2 separate regions of the Homo sapiens genome follow, and region 1 is linked to region 2. A link is an interaction called in ENCODE POLR2A ChIA-PET data of the cell type or tissue named here. Cell type or tissue: PC-3. All regions are shown on one strand. Each heading gives the region's core, and the rest is flanking DNA. Links, peaks and the distances in the headings are about the cores only.

Region 1 (5,380 bases), core at 75-5,074, 82 kb before region 2:
GTGCATGATAAAGTGGGAGAGGAGAACTGGATTTAGAGAAGGGGTAGTGCCCACGCAAGGAGACTTGAGAAAGCAGAAGTTGAGATATGCATGAAGCCAAGTGATGATACTGTAGGCTTCATCTGCCAACCCCATGCTCTCAACAAAATACGCTACATTCACCATACCTTGCATGTGGAGGTGCTTTTTGAGGAGTGAAGAAATTCTGGAAAAGGCACTGAACTTCATGTTTTATCAGTGTTAAGCAGAAGAAAGAGGACAGGAACAGGAGGTGAGATGGCAATGAGACTGGGTTCCCAATTGGAATGGGAATTTGGATCCCAATGGGACCTTGAGAAAATAAGATACTCCACCACACCCACAAAGAGAAATGCATAACAATGGAGAAGTTGGGCCCAATCCTTCTGCAATCCACCCCCAGCCTCAGAGAAGAGAGCCCTCAGGTATGATGTGGGTCACTCAAGAAACACTGTGCTTTTGCAGGAAAGTAGCCCAGGGTGCATGGGGTCCCAGTTGTCCCAAGCCAGGGATGTGTATCTGGTGACCTCAGGATCTCTGGTCAAGCAAGCTGCCTAGTCATTGTTCAGCCCACATTAAGCCTCCCCAAAGAGAGGATTTGATTGGATCTGCTAGGCATCACTCAGCATGGAGAAAAATTGATGTCACATCACATCAAGAAGACCTAGATTCCTCCTGTCTCACCCTTGTGCAGCTGCTTCTAACTTATGCACCTATCCTCATATGATTCCCACCAGCTGGGGAGATCAGGCTTACTCTCATTAACTGGTCTATTATTGAGCTTGGGTAACTAGAAGGGGTTTGTGAGGTGGTGGGGTAGTTGGGGCTATAAAACTCCATGGACAATCCCAGCAGGTTGAAGGACAACCATAAAAGTGGGGAAAGAATTCCAGCCGGCAGCACAGCACCTGGTATATAAATTAGACCTTGTCACTCCCCTGCTTAAAACCTTCCAATGACATCTCAGTACAATTAGAAGAAAATCCACACTCTTCACCATGATCTGCCAGCCCCTGTCACCCCTTTGGCTTCACCCCCCTTTTTTTTTTTTGCGACGAAATTTCGCTCTTTGTTCCCCAGGCTGGAGTGCAGTGGCGCAATCTCAGCTCACTGCAACCTCTGCCTCCAGGGTTCAAGAAATTCTCCTGTCTCGGCCTCCCAAGCAACTGAGATTAGAGGCACATGCCACCACACCCAGCTAATTTTTTCTATTTTTAGTAGAGACAGGGTGGTTTCCTCTTATTGGTCAGGCTGGTCTCGAACTCCTGACCTCAGGTGATCCAGCCACCTTGGCCTCCCAAAGTGCTGGGATTACAGGCAGGAGCCACTGCACCCAGCCAGCTTCACCCCTTTTACCCTCCTCTTACTCTAGTGAGGTTTCTCAGAGATATCAACATCATGCCCACCCAATGCCCTTGCATTTGATGGTCACTCTGCCAAGAAAAATCTTCACCCAGACTTTTGCATAACCAATCCATTGAACAAGCACAGTATGTAAGATGTGATCAAGATGCAACTTAATTTTTTGATAACCATGCACCTTTAAAATATATTCAGATTGGGCGAGGTAACTCATGCCTGTAATCCCAGCCCTTTGAGAGGTCAAGGCAGGCAGATCACCTGAGGTCAGGAGTTCGAGACCAACCTGGCCAACATAGTGAAACCCCGTCTTTACTAAAAAATACAAAAATTAGCCAAGCGTGGAGGCGCATGCCTGTAATCCCAGCTACTTGGGAGGCTGAGGCAGGAGAATCACTTGAACCCAGGAGGTGGAGGTTGCAGTGAGCCAAGATCACACTGTTGTACTCCAGCCTGGGCAACAAGAGTGAAACTTTGTCTCAAAAAAAAAAAAACCATGTATTCAGTAGTGGTCATCCTCACCCATCCCTGGATAGAAACTCATACTAAACTTCTCTGTGTACTCTCAGGCAAGGGACAGTCCTATGGTCATTTTCCATCATAAAACACTATTAGATTCAATCATATGAATGTGTCCAGCCCAATCTATTAATTAGTGCTTCAATCTCTACTCAAAGACTTCTCCCTTTCCTTCATACCTAGACTTGTGTCTGGAGCCCCTGTCTTTGAGGACGGGACATAGTCATCTCCAACTCTCTCTCTGCTCTCCTCTCTTCCTCCCCCTACTTGCTAGCCGCTGTTTCAAACCCTGCTAGAGTGAAAATTGTGGTGGCGGGAGGAGTAAGGAGTAAAACAGCTTTTTATGAGCTGGGTGGCTTGCCGCCATCTGAGCCTGGCAGTTAATTAGAGCTAACTTTCACCTGCAGGTGTGTTTATGCATTATTTGGAGCCCCATCCCCATCTAGGGTCCTCTTATCTGAAGCACTCATGCCCCCAAGCAATACAACCAGGTTGCTCCCATGCCAGGAGTACCCCACTTCATTGAAAGTACCCTCCACCCCACATAGATTATTAGAGTTGGAGTCCCCTCCCTCTCCAAAGGCAGTCCTCTGAGCCAGGACTTTAAAATTATATTTTGAATGCAACCACTTCTCCCATCTCCATGCCTACACTTTGAGTTCAAGCCAGCATCATCTCTTGCCTGGTGTGGTAGGCAGAATTCTAATATGGCTTCTGAGATTCCTGCCCCCAGTGTGCACACTCCCCCTCCATGTGAGTGTGGGTGGGATCTGTGGCTGATAGAGATCCCCAGACTCAGATGAGAGTCTGACACCTTGACCACCTTGGTCAAGCTGACACCTTGACCAAAGCATTGTGAGACCTGAAGCATAGGTCCCAGCTGGGCCACATCCAGACTCCTGAGCCATGGACACCGTGAGATCATAAACATAGGTTGTTTTATGCCGCTAAATGTGTGGTGATTTATTATGTGGCAATATAAAAACTGTACACTTGGATTATTGTAAAGGTCATGTAATTCTCATCCTGCTCTGCTCTTGCCCTTCTTGAGTTTATTGTCAACTCATAAATGATCCAAATTCAGCAGTCCTCTCCAAGCTCTGCCACAAAAACCTCCCGACCCCTGGCCTTACCCCAACCCTCATAACCCTATATCCCATCACTCTATTTGTTATATTATCTGAAATTACCTCTGCTCACAAATGTAACTGAAAGACCAAGACTATTGATGGGAAGCAGTGGAGCTAGTGGATGTAAATCTACCCTCTCAGCAACCCTTCTCCAAGCTTCTAGATTCTGGCAATGCCACTTCGTCCCATTTGTTTCTCCAGCAGTAGGGAGGTCACTGCTTCCTGCAGTTACTGATCTCCAGGCTACCTCCCTTTTTGCTTTTTTCAATTTTTCCATATGCATGTAACCAACTTCCTACATTAAATCTCCTCTGTTTGAAATACCTACTGTTCTGATTCAAGTAGCAAAGACAGAAAAAAAAAATAAGAATGAAATACCTATTGTGGATTCTGTTTTCTCGACCAACTCACTCCTCTTCCTGAGTGAGCTTGACTGAGTCTCAGTTCCTTGAAATCCAAAGGTCTTTGACAATAACAGAGAGGAGTTGTGACTTGTCTACAGATATTAATACATTGCAGCAGATATTTGAACCCAGGTCAGCCTCCCCGGTACACCACCCTGGGATCGTATAGACAAAAAAAAAAAAAAAAAAAAAAGTTTGTAGAACGAATGAACAAATGAATGAACATGGTAACAGCAATAAACACTCTGTACTCTAACTCCTTGCTCTTGGACAAAAACTGGATTAACCCTTTGCTGCCTGCAGAACTTTAAATTACCTATCCTTCAGCAAAACACCCAGAGATTAGGCTCTTGTCCAAATGCCTCTCACATCGCATTCTGCAATTTCCTCTGAATAAAGTGATTGTGCTATCCTTTTACAGGGGAAGATTAGTCTTCTCAGTCGGGTGACAGGAGCCAAATGGGAGGTGAAGCATTCTGCCTTCTCTCCACCATCTGTTAACACAACCCCAAGCCACCCTCGGGTTTGCGCCGTCCCCGCTTGGCTTGTTCTGAACAGGGCTGCCGATGCCTTGATTGCTTTTCTTTCAGTGTGTGAATACTCACTTTCTGAGTGCCTCCCGTATTCCCACTTACTCCTCCTGTCTCTTTAGAGGAAGCATCCAATATAATATGCATCTGCTGGCTGAACTCCAGTCCAGGAAGGACCGTGGCAAGGAGAGGCAACCAGAATCAGCATCAGGGTGGTTTTTCATATTCAGGATTCTTTGTTCCTTATTACTTTGTGGGCTTCTTTCCATATGTTATCCTCACTCTGGAATGTCACAAATATAAGGCCCATTGGGATTGAGTTGACTTCAACAAGACCACCCTTTATTGCTGCAAAAATATGACCTGACAAATTCAACATACATCGTTTTGGAAACTCAGAAGCAACATAAATATGATCATGGAACTGGAACAGGGTCCAACATCCAAAACAAACACTTCCTTCTGGATCTGCTCAGAAGAGAAGGGTGCAGGGGAGGAGAGTGACCTACCCCTGCCCACAACACCTGCACTATCTCACTTATGTATTTCCTGATAAAGGTGAAATGGATGTCATGGTCCATAGTAATCACCTCTTTTCAAATCATTTTACACAACTGACATGACAAGAGCCAAAAGAGTCAGGAAATGCAATCCTTTCTGATGTCTGCACAGAAGATTAACCACCTCAAAGAAATTAGGAAAGTGTCTTCATAACAGTGACTTGAAGACACTGCTCTTCAGTATGTTAATGAAAAATCCATTGATGTTTGGCATTTATCAGGTGTCAAAAATTAAATTTAGCTGTCCCGTGATTTTCATTAGTGTTAACCCAGTTAAGCCAGCAGGTAGCTGCCATGATTCAAGCAGACACCTTCATCTGCATATATTTTCTTGGCTAACATGCAGAGAAAGGTGTGAGTGGTATGTAAGAACTTCATGAGAAGGCAGTGTTTGAACTGGACTTTGAAGGAATTTGACAACAGTTCAAAGGGGAGAAGCTCATTCCAGAAAGAATGAACAGAACATGCAAAGGGGCTGAGGCTTAAAAGAAGAAGACACATTCCCAGAATAGCAAATAGTCCAGTTTGCCTGGAGAGTGATGAGGAGATGAGAAGGGAGAGGCACGCAGGGGCCTGGTGGTGAAGGATCTCAAAGCCAGAGTTGAAATCATCTTAACAGAAATTGGGAGTTATTAAAAGCTTTGGGGCAAAATGTGACTTGATTATATCTGGATTTTAGAAAGAACTCTGGAAGCAGTGGGCAGAATGAAGGATGGAAGTGTGGGTGGAAGGATTCAGGAAATATTTCAGGGGTTTCTTGTAGACTCTGTACCTTTATTTGGAACATCATAAGGTCAGAGAGATCAGAGTGAGCTCCTGTACCGTTTCTGCTATAGATGTAAAAAGTAGGATCAGCTCAC
Region 2 (5,380 bases), core at 162-5,161:
ATGACACACAAAAGCGATGAGAAGTGGCCACTCCCAGAGGACAAGTGCTCACTCTCTCCGCAGTGGCCTCTCAATATTCACACCATCGCTGTGCTCACTCAGACACCACTTCCTTCATTTATTTTCCACACATATGGTGGAAGGAAGGGGCTGTGCTCATTAAAAGGAGGAAGGAAAGGAAGAGAAATGGTCTATCCTTTCAAAGAGCATTCAGCCCTGCTGGGGAACATCTGGGTCAGACAGTGGAATATGTGGATGAATCAAACTATTCAGATGCTTAGTGTTGTATAGATAACTTATCTAGAGCATTAACTAAACTTTCCCTTCCTCTTCTAGATGATTGGTCTTTGTAGACATAACTCCAAGCCTTAACCGTCTCACTGGAAAGAGGATGACTTCAAGATGCAGAATAGCGGAATGGTCCTTTGACCATCCTGGAAACCACCGAAACTGGATTCCATCTTGACCCTCCCAATAATCATCCGTGTGGTCCTGAGTAAGTTAGTATCTCTGAGCTTTGCAGTTTCCAGATGGAAAATCGGGGCATCATCACTATTTATTTTAAAGATTGATGTGAGGATTCCCTCAAGAAGCTGCTACTTAAATGAGACGATATCTGAAAAGCACATAGATTAAGTGTAGAAGCTGCGATTATTTAGACAGCAATATGATTTGGGTTTCCTGTCTGCACTGTGGCCTTTAGATGCTGAGGAAGGTGGCCATCTTGCAATTTCAAAGTGAGATCAGCCTTCCCAAGAGGAGACGGGCCATTGCATTGGTCTACTCACAGTTCTGGAGGCTGAAGCTCTAAGATCAGGCTGCCAGCATGGTGGTTGTTTGTTTGTTTGTGACGGAGTCTTGCTCTGTTGCCCAGGCTGGAGTGCAATAGTATAATCTCGGCTCACTGCAACCTCTGCCTCCCAGGGTTCAAGCGATTCTCCTGCCTCAGCCTTCTGAATAGCCAGGATTATAGGCACACGCCACCGTGCCCAGCTAATTTTTGCATTTTTAGTAGAGCTGGGCTTTCACTATGTTGCCCAGGCTGGTCTTGAACTCCTGACCTCAGGTGATCGACCCACTTCGGCCTCCCAAAGTGTTGGGATTACAGGCCACCGTGCCCGGCCAGTGGGTGTCTAATAAGGCCTCTCTTCCTGGCTTGCAGATCACTGCCGAATCACTGTGGCTTCCATGGCCCCTTTGTGCAGGTGAGTGATAGGGAGAGTTCATCAGAGTCTCTCTCTCTCTTTTTTTTTTTTTTTTTTTTTTTAAGAGACGGAGTCTCTGTCACCCAGGCTGGAGTCTGGAATGCAGTGGTGCGATATGGGCTCACTGCAAGCTCTGCCTCCGGGGTTCATGCCATTCTCCTGCCTCAGCCTCCCAAGTAGCTGGGACTACAGGTGCCTGCCACCATGCCCAGCTAATTTTTGTATTTTTAGTAGAGATGGGGTTTCACCGTGTTGGCCAGAATGGTCTCGATCTCCTGACCTCTTGATCCACCCCCCCTCAGCCTCCCAAAGTGCTGGGATTACAGACGTGAGCCACCACACCTGACCTCCAGTGTCTCTTCTTATAAGGACACTAATCCTACCAGATCAGGACCCCTCCCTTATATCTCCTTTAGCCTTAATTACTTCTTTAGAGGTCCCATCTCCATAAACAGCCACACTGGGAGTTAGAGCTTCAATGTATGAATTTGGGGAGGGGACCAAAAGGTTCAGTCCATAACTCCTCGTCTGAGCTTGATGGTGGGATTAGCTGAGCCCAGAAGGCTGCCTGCCCCACCTTTACTCTTTCCCCCGTGATCATTCTGGAAAACAAGACCTGTCTCACTGCGGAGAGACACGCAATATTGAAATTGCTCCCCTAATCTTTATGCGATTGCCTTCTCCCTGATAGAAATATTGCCTCTTGCTGAGTATTTATTGTCCATTTCTCGCCAAAGTATTGACTTTATGTAACAGTTTGATATACATCAAATCCTTTACGGATTTAATAAACTCCTCTGGTCAGCCTTCTGTTGTGAACACAATGAGATTTATGGTCGTCTTGGTGTAAAACCCTTTTTCCTTGAAATTTTCTACTTCCAGATATCAAAAGATAAGAAGGGAAGCATTTATCATCTTGGAAATCTTACCCCATGTCTGCCTACTGGGTATTAGTCAGAAATGACTAGTGGTTAAAGGACTCAAATATGACAAATACTTGACTGCTGAACAGCTGAGGCTGGGAGAAGAGCAGGATCTTAACCAAAAAAAAAAAAAAAAAAAAATTCTTCCCCTTCTCTTCAGAAAGGATTTTTCTTTGCAATTAATCACGAGAGCATGTGGGACAGAGAGCAGCCTGATTTGAGTTGGAAGCATAACCTTGGTAGGACTTGACTAAGAGGTTAACAAGTTGAGTCAATTAGGGACCCACTTAGCAAGTGCATATTTCATGCCAGGTGAGCACCGGACACCTGCGGGCAGAAGCCATGGTGCTGGATGGTGTGGGCGCAGGGAGGGCGGAGGGCACCTGTGTGTGTCAACTGACTCTTCCTCTGGGTGCCTCCAGCTCCCTCTGTCTCACTCCAGGTACCTAATCACCTGCTTATATCTCTTTTAGACTGAACTTAACCACAGCAAGAGCAGCCCCACCAATCCCTTTAGCTTAGCCCCTAGAGAAAGCAATACAGCTGGAGTGTTGACCAAGGGAATAAAGAAATGAATGAACAGGCTGGACGCGGTGGCTCACGCCTGTAATCCCAGCACTTTGGGAGGCCGAGACGGGTGGATCACCTGAGGTCGAGAGTTCGAGACCAGCCTGACCAACATGGGGAAACCCCGTCTCTACTAAAAATACAAAATTAGCCAGGTATGGTGGTGCATGCCTGTAATCCCAGCTACTCGGGAGGCTGAGGCAGGAGAATCTCTTGAACCAGGGAGGCGGAGGTAGCGGTGAGCCAAGATCGCATCATTGCACTCCAGCCTGGCGACAGAGCAAGATTCCATCTCAAAAAAAAAAGAAATGAATGATGAATGAACAAATGAATGAATCTGACCTAGACCAAAAAGGTCAAGGCAGGAAGAGGAAGGCCATCTAAAAAGCTTCTGAAATATATTGGTATTTCTAATTCTCCTTGATCTCCAAAGAAAGTTTCTGGAAGGAAACATTATCTTAACGAGTAGTTAGAGATGATCAAGAGGGAGAAGCCTCTTAAACGTTCTCGGTGCTTCTCTGAAGAACTTATGGGAAAGCGGAGAAGAAATAGAAAAGAGATTTATTGAGTCTCAAAGCCTCCTGTTAAAATTAAATGCGGTGAGAAAAGTGGGTTTCCACATTTAATTGTCTTTCTCACAGTAACTGTGTGTCAGTCTTTTCTAAGAGCCTATTAATTCTGTAATTTAGTGCGGCTAGAGCAGAGAGATCGACGGAGCTAGCGTGGGGTGTTTTTTCCTCTCATTGACTAGCTGTCATCTGGCATGAATGTTAGAGTGGCTTTCTCCTTGAACACTCTAAATACCCCCAAATTAAAAAGTTTTTACAGTCAGTTTAATAATTAAAAAAAAAACTGCTTGCACATCAGTTAGCAGAAATGGGGTCCATGACACCATATGTTGTGATTTTAATTACAGCTAAAAATAACCAGGCTGGCTGGAAGGGCCCTGTGGAAGCCAAGCCCTGGACAGAGAGATGACTCAAGTGGCTCTACTGTGTGTTGGGAGGTGCTTTCAAATAAAAAAGTGATTTATTAATGTGGCCCCCAAACCCACTGAGCAATGCAAGTGTGTACGTTTGATAAATGGCCGGGTTTGCCACGCACCAGCTATCTCCCCTGTCAAAGGCGTTGCTGCAGACGCTGGCTTGTCCTGTGTTTAATTAGGACCTCCAGCAGGACAGGCTTCTTTAGAGAAGGGGTGCTCAGAAGCCCAGGGTCTTCCCCAGGCACTGGCTGCCGGCAGGCGGGGTTTCTGTGACACAGCAGGATCTGGAAGCAGGTGAGACTCAGGGAACGTGGATAGCCATTTTCCCACTTGCCAAGGTCTCTCCTGTGCCTTGATCCCATTCTCCCCACAATAACTCAAGTGCAGCACAGATCCAGTGAGGGGGAAATAGCACACGTCTGCAGAGAAACACAGCCAGCTCTGCCTCGACCACTGTCTTTCTGGACATTCCCGATTCCTTTTTATGTAAGGCGTGAGATAAGAATCTAGAATGTATTTCATTCTAAATAGGTAACAAATGGCCCTACATCTTTTTTGAATGCCTTGATTTAGATTACCTGTTTTATTATAGAGAAAATTTCCTTACAGACTTGAGTCTGTTCATTTCTGTGTTCTGTTCCATGGACTCGTTGGTCCATTCATGTGACAATGTATTTTCATTATTTTTGCAGCTTCATAATTATTTTTGTAAATTTATAGTACAGTGATAAAGAGCCAATGTTATGGCACTTCCATGCATTAAAAAAATTTGGTGAGGCCGGGCACGGTGGCTCACGCCTGTAATCCCAGCACTTTGGGAGGCCGAGGGGGGCAGATCACCTGAGGTCGGGAGTTTAAGACCAGCCTGGCCAACATGGCGAAAACCTGTCTCTACTAAAAAACAAAAAAAATACAACAATTAGCCAGGCGTGGTGGCATGCACCTGTTGTAATCCCAGCTACTAGAGAGGTTGAGGCAGGAGAATTGCTTGAATCCGGGAGGCAGAGGTTGCAGTGAGCCAAGATTGTGCTACTGCACTCGAGCCTGGGCAACAGAATGAGATTCTGTCTCAAAATAAAAAAAAAATTAAACAATTTTAAAAAAAAGACAGAAAGAAAAAGAAAAATTTGGTGAAAAAATAATGGAGGGGAGAATCAAGAGAAAGATAAACAGAAAATACCCAAGAGGAGCTGTTTCCTGGGCATGAGGGGAGGCAAAGAGATGGGATCCGGAAGGAACATGCCGTGACCTCAACAGTACTGGTCTTGTCTTGGTGATAAGTTAGGAGCCAACTCACAGGTCTATGTCTTATTATTATATATTATTATGAGTTATAATAAATATTATATATATTCTTTTGTATACGCTGATTATTTCATTTTAACACAGAATAATAATGAGAAAGAGTTTCTGATGCAAGATGGTGGAAAAAGACAAAGCAAAAACCCTACTTTCAGCCAGGCGCAGTGGCTCACGCCTGTAATCCCAGCACTTTGAGAGGCTGAGGCAGGTGGATCACCTGAGGTCAGGAGTTCAAGACCAGCTTGGCCAACATGGCAAAACCCTGTCTCTACTAAAAATATAAAATTTAGCCGGGTATGGTGGCACGTGCCTGTAATCCCAGCTACTCAGGAGGCTGAGGCAGAAGAATGGCTTCAACCCAGGAAGCGGAGGTTACAGTGAGTCAAGATTGTGCCGCA

What was found. Peaks named below come from ENCODE experiments on the same cell type or tissue, not always from the same donor. Only the 100,000 strongest peaks of a DNase experiment are listed, where the experiment ranks them.
Region 1: POLR2A ChIA-PET joins it to region 2 with 5 read pairs; 2 of 35 experiments call an interaction of 5 or more read pairs at or near these places.

The regions. Positions count from the first base shown.
Region 1 is chr17:5,949,582-5,954,961 of GRCh38, reverse strand. No RefSeq gene overlaps it. Among named protein-coding and RNA genes, the nearest start is that of WSCD1, 120 kb to the left of the region's middle. In PC-3, for the core only: no CTCF peak of the experiment used is centred there; no DNase peak of the experiment used is centred there.
Region 2 is chr17:5,867,569-5,872,948 of GRCh38, reverse strand. The region is part of intron 2 of LOC339166 (a long non-coding RNA gene); the gene reads right to left. Among named protein-coding and RNA genes, the nearest start is that of WSCD1, 200 kb to the left of the region's middle. In PC-3, for the core only: no CTCF peak of the experiment used is centred there; a DNase peak (open chromatin) is centred at 2,188; H3K27ac peaks cover 929 bases.